Regions from separate parts of the Homo sapiens genome. Here region 1 is linked to region 2. A link is a loop called in an ENCODE intact Hi-C map of the cell type or tissue named here. Cell type or tissue: sigmoid colon. All regions are shown on one strand. Links, peaks and the distances in the headings refer to the core of each region. The heading gives the core; the rest is flanking DNA. Region 1 has its middle 31 kb from the start of LINC01707. Region 2 has its middle 120 kb from the start of DEPDC1.

What was found. Peaks named below come from ENCODE experiments on the same cell type or tissue, not always from the same donor. Only the 100,000 strongest peaks of a DNase experiment are listed, where the experiment ranks them.
Region 1: it touches region 2 in a loop (3-fold over the local background); 3 of 110 quality-filtered maps call a loop at or near these places.

What each region holds. Positions count from the first base shown.
Region 1 is chr1:69,023,080-69,027,488 of GRCh38, reverse strand. No RefSeq gene overlaps it. Among named protein-coding and RNA genes, the nearest start is that of LINC01707, 31 kb to the left of the region's middle. In sigmoid colon, for the core only: no CTCF peak of the experiment used is centred there; no DNase peak of the experiment used is centred there.
Region 2 is chr1:68,612,973-68,617,381 of GRCh38, reverse strand. No RefSeq gene overlaps it. Among named protein-coding and RNA genes, the nearest start is that of DEPDC1, 120 kb to the right of the region's middle. In sigmoid colon, for the core only: no CTCF peak of the experiment used is centred there; no DNase peak of the experiment used is centred there.

The sequences.
Region 1 (4,409 bases), core at 214-4,213, 410 kb before region 2:
AATCACAATTATAGGTGGCAGGTTTAACAATAGTGCAAACATAATGAAATCCATATGGATAAAGATGATTGGAAAAACACCATCAACCAGTTAGATCTTATATTTATAGATCATTACACATAACAACAGCAGAATCCACATTACTTTCAAGTGCACATAGAACATTTATCACAGTAGATTTAACATCATGAGTCACAAAATAAATGTCAATAAATGTAAAGAATTGAAATTACACAGTTTGTTTTTTTGGCCACAATATAATTGAACTAGGGATCTATAGCAGAAATACATGAACAAAATTCTCAAATACTTGGAAATTAAACAAAGATCAAAGGAATTTTCAAGAAATAAGAATATATTTTTAATTGAAGGGAAATTAGAATATAATACATCAACATTTATGGGATGAAGTTAAAACAGTTCTTAGAGGGAAATGTACAGTTTTAAATATTACTGATATAAAAGAAAGACTTTGAATAATTATTTTTTATCTAAAAAAATCAGAAAAAAAGTAGCATAAACCCATAGCAAGCAGAAGGAAAAATAATAAGAAAAAGATTAAAAAAATCAATGAAGTTGAAATCAGGGAAAAAATAGAGAAATCAATGAAACCGAATTTTGTTGTGATAGTTAGTTAATTTTATGTGTCAACTTGGTTGAGCCATATTGTCCAGATATTTGGTCAAACATTATTCTGGATGTTTCTGTGAAGGTTTTTTTTAGATGTAACTTACATTTAAATTGATAAACTTTAAGTAAATCAGATTGCCTGTCATAATTTGGGTGGGCCTTATCCAATCAGCTGAAAGTTCTTAAGACCTCATCTGAAACATAAGCTCTTCCTAGTTTTCTAGCAGACTGCCTTCAGATTCCATTTGCAGCACTTTTCAACTGACTGTCTATGGACTCAAACCACCACTTTTTCCTGAGTCTCCAAACTGCCAACCTTTCTCAGTGGATTTTAAACTTGCAAAGCCTTCACAGTCATGTGGGCCAATTCATTCATATAAATAAATAAACAAATATCTTCTGTTATTTATATTTCTGTGAAGAACTTTGACTAACATACTTGTTCTTTGGAAAAAAATCAATAAAACTAATAAACATACAGTAAGATTCAATTTCATAGAGAGGGCACAAATAACTAATATCAGGAATGGAAGAAAGCATATCACTACAGACCATGCAGACATTAAAAAAGGAAGAGAATATTATTAAAAACTCCTTGAACATAAATTGAACAACTTAGATGAAATAATACATTTCTTAAAGTCACACATTATCAAAATTACCTGAGAAGAAATAAATAACCTGAATAGTCCAAACTTTTAAAGAATAAAATAGTAACACAAATTCTATGCAATCTCTTTATAAATTAGAAGTAGAGGTAAAACTCATTTTATTCCAACATTACACAAATTCTAAAATCAGTCGAAAAACTCACAAGGAAAGACAGTTAACAACAGATATATATTTATTATGAATGTAATCACAAAAATCCTCAATAAATATTGTAAATCTAATGAAACAATATATGAAAAGACTAATATATCACCACAAAGTAGGATTTATCCTGGGAATGGATGGCTGGTTAAACATTTGAAAATTAATATAATCTACCATCTTTATAGACTAAACAAGAAAAATCACAGATTCTTATCAATTGGTGTAGAACATACTACTGACAAAATTCAATATCAATTCATGATAATAACTGTCAGCAAACTAAAAATAGAAGGAGCCATTGTTAACACTGATACAATAAATTTGAAAAACGTCTACAACAAACATCATATTTTATGGTGAAAAACTGAATAATTTCTTCCTCAGCTTAGGGACAAGGCAAGCATGTCCATGCTTACCGCCTATTCAACATCATACTAAACATTCTAAAGAGTAAGATATTACAAGAAAAATAATTGAAGGCATGCAGATTATGGAAAAGAAAGAAACACTGCCCCTATTTTAAATTAGCAAGATTATCTCTGATGAAAACCTTACACAATCCACAGAAAAAGCTCCTAGAACTATTAAGCGAAGTTAACAAGTTCATATCATGCATAAAAAATCATCCAACAAAAATTAGCCATATTTCTACAAATCAACGTTAGAAAATTGGAAACTGAAATTAAGAAAACAATACCACCTACAATAGCTGTATGAAAGATAAAATATTTAGGTATAAATATAATCAATATGCACAGATTCTCCTGAAAAATATACAACACTAATGAAATAAATAAAAAATCTAAATAAATGAAGAAAAGTATGTTTATTTATGGATTAAGATATTCTATGTAGTTAGGATGTCAATTTTTCCAAAAAAGTTTAATAGATTTAATGCAATGCAAACTAAACTCCCAGAAATGTTTCTGTAAACGTAAATAAGCTGATTCTAGAATTTATATGGAAAGCCAAGGAACTAGAATAATCAAAACAACGTTTAAAAGGTCAACAAATGTAAAAGAAGCAGTAACCCAATTTTGATCCTCAGTAAACAAGACAATGTGGTATTGGTGAAAGAAAGAACAGACAGATCAATAAAACAGAAGAGAGAGTACAAAAAAAGACACATATAAATACGGTCTACTAATTTTTGACAGAGATACAAATGCAATCTATTAGATAATAGATAGTTTTTAAAAAATAAATGGCGTTGATGGTAGTGATTCATATCAGACACAATAGACTTACAGACAAGGATTATCGGAAAAGATAAAGAGAGAGCATTTCAAGATGACAAAAGAGTGGATTGAGCAAGAAAATATAACAATCCTAAATACGTGTGCACTTAATTAACAGGGGCTCAGAATATATGGACTAAAAACTGGCAACACTAAAAAGAAAAACAAATTCACAGCCATGATTGGAGATTTTAACAGCTTTTATTGATAATTGATAGAGCAATAGAAATAAAATCACTAAGGATATAGTTAATTGGAACAACACTATCAATCACCTTGATCTTTTTGACATTTATAGTAAACCACGCCCAACAACTGCAGAATACATATTATTTTCAAATGTACATGGAATGCTGGCCCAATTGGAACATATGTTGGGTCATAAAACATGTTGCAATAAATTGAAAAAGGTTGAAATATGATCTAACCACAGTGAAATTAAATTAGTTACTAATAACAAAATTATATTTGGAAAACCTCCAAATATTACTAACAATACCAATTTAAATGAATCACATATCAAAGAACAATTACAAGGGAAATAGAAAATAATTTGGAACGGAATGGTAATACAAATAAAAATTTATGGGATGATGCTAAGTTATTGGCTAGAGAAATTTACATCTTTATTTACATTAAAAAGAAGAAAGGCATGAAAAATAATCTAGCTTCTACAGTAAGAATTTAAGAAAAAGAGAGAAAATTAAATCCAAAGTAGATAGAAGAAAGAAAATAATAAAAATAGGAGCAAAAAGAAATGTTGATAGAAAATTGCAGAGAAAGTTATTGAGTCAAAAGTTTATGCTAAAACTAATAACATTTTAAAAACTGCTAGCCAAACTAATAAGGGATAAAATACAAAACATAAATTAATAGTGTCAGAAATAGAAGGCTGTTACTACAGATCCTCCACATTTATAAACTAATAAAATGTTACGAACAATTTTATCCTCATAAAATTCCAGTAACTTAGATAAAATAGACAAATTGCTATTAATAATAAGACTCAAATTACCAAAATCTAACACATTGTAAAATAGAACATGTGAATATCCCTATATCTTATAAAAGAAATACATTTGTAATTAAAAACATTTCCACAAATAAGATTCCATTGTCGAATGTTTAGAAAAGACTTTCACTTGTACACAAACATTTTCAGAAAACTGTGGTAGAAGGCATAACCTTCATAGGAAAACCAAGCCAAGATCTAAGATTTATGTTCCAAATCCATTAGTATTTATATAGGATAATGATGTATTACATTATAACTATGTGGGTGGCATTCCAGGAAAGCTATGGTATTTTTAAATTTAAATAACAATATAATGTACCATATTAACAGAATAAATATTTGAATCACAATATTGAATGAATATTTGAATCACAATACTCGCAATATCTGTGATATAGGCAGTATCAAAATGCTAATTTGTCCAACCACCTCTGATGCAGGAAAATTTTACATGACATTTCTTTTTTTGAGTCATCAAATTTCTATCTAAGCATTTTCTATGTGATACTGCTTTTGTAAAATGGAAACAATCTGCATTTTAGAAACAGACAGTCCTGTGCTTGATTTATGGCTCTGTCAATAAATAGTAGTGCATTCATGGGCACGTTTCTTTACTTCTTTAGATCTCAACTTCATTATTCACATGGAGATATTTGACAGAGACTGCAAAAATTAGAAATAATGAATATGAAGCACCTGACATATTGTAG
Region 2 (4,409 bases), core at 172-4,171:
AATTGCAAATTTAAGTTGTCAGTACATGAGTATTTGCTATATTATTCTCTGTAGCGTACTATATTTTTAACATCTTGAAATTAAAAATAAACACAATTATAAACATGCACTGAAGATAATTGGGGAATGTATAAAAAGCATGGAGAAAATTAAAACCACGTATAACCCCACCACTAAGAGACATAATTCTACAAACACTGAATATAGATATTCAGCGACTATATATACATATACATACACATACTTTTTTTACTAAAAAAGTTATAAAGACTTAGACTTATTGTACAGTGTATGTCCTGATTTCACATAACAATTAAAATTTTTATTATATTAAATATTATTTTATAACATGATTATTTTCTCAAGAAAAATCTTACAAAACAGAAAGTCAAAGAGTTTCTAATTCCCTCCATCACATAATGTTATCATTTATCTATTATTTCTCAATCTGATGAGTGAAAAACATTGTCTTCTTTATTTTGTGTTTTTTTGATTACCTGTTGGATTGTACATTTTTTTCATTTATACATTACGTTGTAATGCATACGATTCTGTACCCTTGTAGCAGCCATCTGCCCTATTTGCCTGCCTGTATCTCCCTTTTTAAGGAGGAACTGCCTCTCTCCTTTCCTACATGGTTTTGATGGGACTGACACTCAAGTTGCCTTTGCCCACTCCAGTTGCAGGAATGAGCATGTAACCCAGTGAGATCCTATCCTCCTAACGGCAGTAATTACTCCAGGGGGTGGGCCTTTGCCCCAGTGAACACCAATCAGAGCATTTCCCTGAGATTTAACTTTTGGATTCTGGGAGATGGTATGGGGCAGGGCATGGCCTTCTACTTCCCCAGAATTCGTGAGGGGTAAAATGATGAGCACCACAACTGTTGGTAATCATCTTTCTCAGCTGCATAGAGAAACCCAGCTGCATTAAGAGCCAATGAGGCCCACACACACAAAAAAGAAGAAGACAGAGATGGAGACACCAAAAAAAAGTACAGCTAGCCTCTAAACCCCTTCATGTAAGCACACCTTTAGCCAATTTACTCCTGAAATTCTCAGTACTTTCTTTGATATAGATACAGATTAGGCATGCTAGAGATAGAGAGAGAGACAGAAATAGAGGTAGTTGTTCTTGTCATGTAGTCTAGTTTGTATGAACTTTCTTCCCATCAGGATTTCATTACATGAAGGGTGGAGTCAGGCAAAGCAGGTGAGTCTGCACAGAACCACAAATATTTAGGGGATCTGCGTTTATTACAAGAATCGGAAGGAGTTGCTATAGGTCTGAAATACCAAAAAGTTGCTGAGCGCAAATTCAAACCAATCTTTTTTTTTTTTTTTTTGGAGATACAATCTCGCTCTGTCGCCCAGGCTAGAGTGCAGTGGCGTGATCTCAGCTCACTGCAACCTCCGCCTCCTAGGCTCAAGTGATTATCCTGCCTCAGTGTCCCAAGTAGCTGGGATTACAGGCATGTGCCACCAGGCCGGCTAATTTTTGTATTGTTTTTAAGTAGAGACGGTGTTTCAGCATGTTGGCCAGGCCAGTCTCAAACCCCTGACCTCAGGTGACCCGCCCGCCTCAGCCTCCCAAAGTGCTGAGATTACAGGTGTGAGCCACTATGCCCGGCTTCAAACCAATCTTTTTTCTCTGCAATCCAAAACAATTTTCTTATTATAACATGCTTCGTACTGCATACACAAGGCTCTTCCAAAACCCTTTCCAGATTTTTCCCCCAAAGTCTAACAGCTGCCTCTGTTTATTATTCACTTCATTAACATAGCCTTTTTAAATTCTAATAGCACTGTATGAGAAAGGGGCCTCTCTCGGGATTGTCTTATAGAGCTGTGCATTGTACATTCCTTAGAGGTCTCCCTTCTTACAGACCTACGTGAATAATGCCCTCAACAAGTTCAGGCACAGCATCCCTAACCCCATTCGTGAGGCAACTAAGGGAGAGCCAGACACTGCTCAGTCCCAGCTATGCCCCCACTTCATTTGTGCAAATGTCAACTCTGTTCTAGGCTCAATGCCACAAACAATGTTTTGTGGCCACAAGAAAGTAGATATTCTGTGTCTTTTTCTGACCTTCCTATCTTGCCACATTGTCTTCCTGAACCCTACATGTTTCCATAAAATTAAAGACTTAACACGTTCTTTTTTTTTTCTAATAAAATTGAATGCATTTAAGGAGTTCTGGCTATACAGAGTCTCTTATCCTCTTACCTATTTTTCTATTATATTTGCTTTTTTCAATATACTTTTGTTTGCTTTCTGTTTTATTTTGTAACATTCACAAGTTTTAATTTATACATTGCCAATGTGCTTTTCTTTTATTGCTTCTCCTTGAGTTGCTACACCTAGAGAAACCTTTCTTAACCTAAAATCCCATAAATATTTACTTGTGTTCTGTTCCAGTACTTTTTAATGAGCACTTTTTTTCATTTTAATGTATCTAGAATGTAGCTTTTTAAAATCATATGTGGATGTACTCTTTCCAAAGACCTAGTAATGGTTGAAGAAGTTAATGTGTTATTGTAAGTAAAGGAGCCTCTAGATTGATTTTGTATTAACTGGCTCACATCCTCAATATAGGCTTCAGTAAAGCCCTCGACATTCTGCTTGGACTTCTATAGACCAAAAGATCCCTAAAGATGAAGGATCCAGGTCAGCAGCCTGATTCACTGAATTTTAGTTTGGTTCTGTATCCACACTTCACTGCATCCAGACATTTTCTCCATTTTTACACGGACTAAGGCCTCACCTAAGCTAGGAAGGCAGCTTCATCATTGATGTCACTTAGGCATTAACTATTTTCCATAGACTATGACTACATGATTATAACACTTAGAGACTGCTGCTTCTACTTGTAGAATGCTTTATTACTATCATTATGGCTATTGAATTCCTTGATTAATTTTATTCTCAAATGTGCAAAAAAGGGGAAATATACTGCCCAGACATACAAGCCCAGGTGTGGTACTGTGTGTGTGTTATGTGTGTGTGCATGTGTGTGTGTGTGTGTGTGTATACACATGCATACTTGAAGGCTATAATTTTAATTATATGTTTATTTTATTTTAATTAATTTAATTATAATTCATTATAATTTTAAACGTCTAACATCTAAATACCAGCATGCTTATTTCTGGTGTCATAAACTTTACTCTCACAAATATGGTTTAGGTGATGCCTTCTTTGTCAATCAGCAAGTCCTCCTGCTCTGGGCTACACACTGAGGGGAGCTACATGAAGGAAAATGATAACTGCTGAACTATAACAACTCACAGTAGAATGGAACTATCAATACTAAGAAAGAAACAAGCAAAAAAAGACAAATCTCAGTAACAGCACTCTCAAAAAATATATAAAAATGCCAGCTACAAATTAGCAAGACATGGGCATACGAATGATTTTAATAGTTAATTTCATATCTAAACATCTGGGAACTGAGAACCCATGACTTGACTAGAACTTGAAACCTTTGTGTCTGTTTATGGGTCATAATCATCAGCTGGTTCTCTTGAGGATCTGGAGGAACAGACTATCTGGTTTCCTTAAGACTTTGCGTTAATATCAAATGAGGAACAAGTTCTCAAAACTGGATAAATCAGAAAATATATGTCCCTTCTTCCTTCTTCTAGTTATCTTTTTTGCCGTTGGCATGTATTAATTTATTTTTAAACATTGTCTTTTTGTCAAATGTAAAATTAATTTATAATATCTATAATGACATAAGTTCTATGTTAAGCATTGAAAATAAAGAGATGAATGATTCAGTCCCTTCCCTTACAGAGTTCATAACTTGATGGAAGGAGAAACATAAGCAAACAACTGCAGTATAGCATGAAAAAATGCTACCAGTCTGAGGAAAGATTTTTTAGAAAAGACAAAAGAGGCCTCTGAAGGAGGTGCTACTCAGACTAAAATATTAAAGGTGAATAAAAATCTGGAGTCTGAAGTATGATTATTGTGGGGAGGTGTATGTGGTTTGAGGAAAAAGGTTTTTGTCTTGTTGCACCATCAGTGAGAAAAGCACCATCACAATAAGTAATGATACATTGTGTTTTCATAGCTCTTTTCAGGCTTACAAAGCCCTTTCTTGTTACCCACAGCCACCAATAACAATGGAAATGAGGCAACAGAATATCAGTCTCCAAATTCAAAACCAACTACCAGCTTCAGCCACTCCAACAGGGTTCTTAGAAAGAGATCATATGCACCTGGCAAATACATGGTATTTATTAAAAGCCAGGGCTATGTCTTAGATCATTGAGTATTTTTCTACCTGAAGGAATTGGATAGAGCCACGAAAATACCTTTGAAAAACCAGTGGTGAAAAAAAAAAAAACAGTGGTGCACACTGGTTTTCATGCTGTGTGCACTAGGACCTCAGTGTTCTCAAGAAG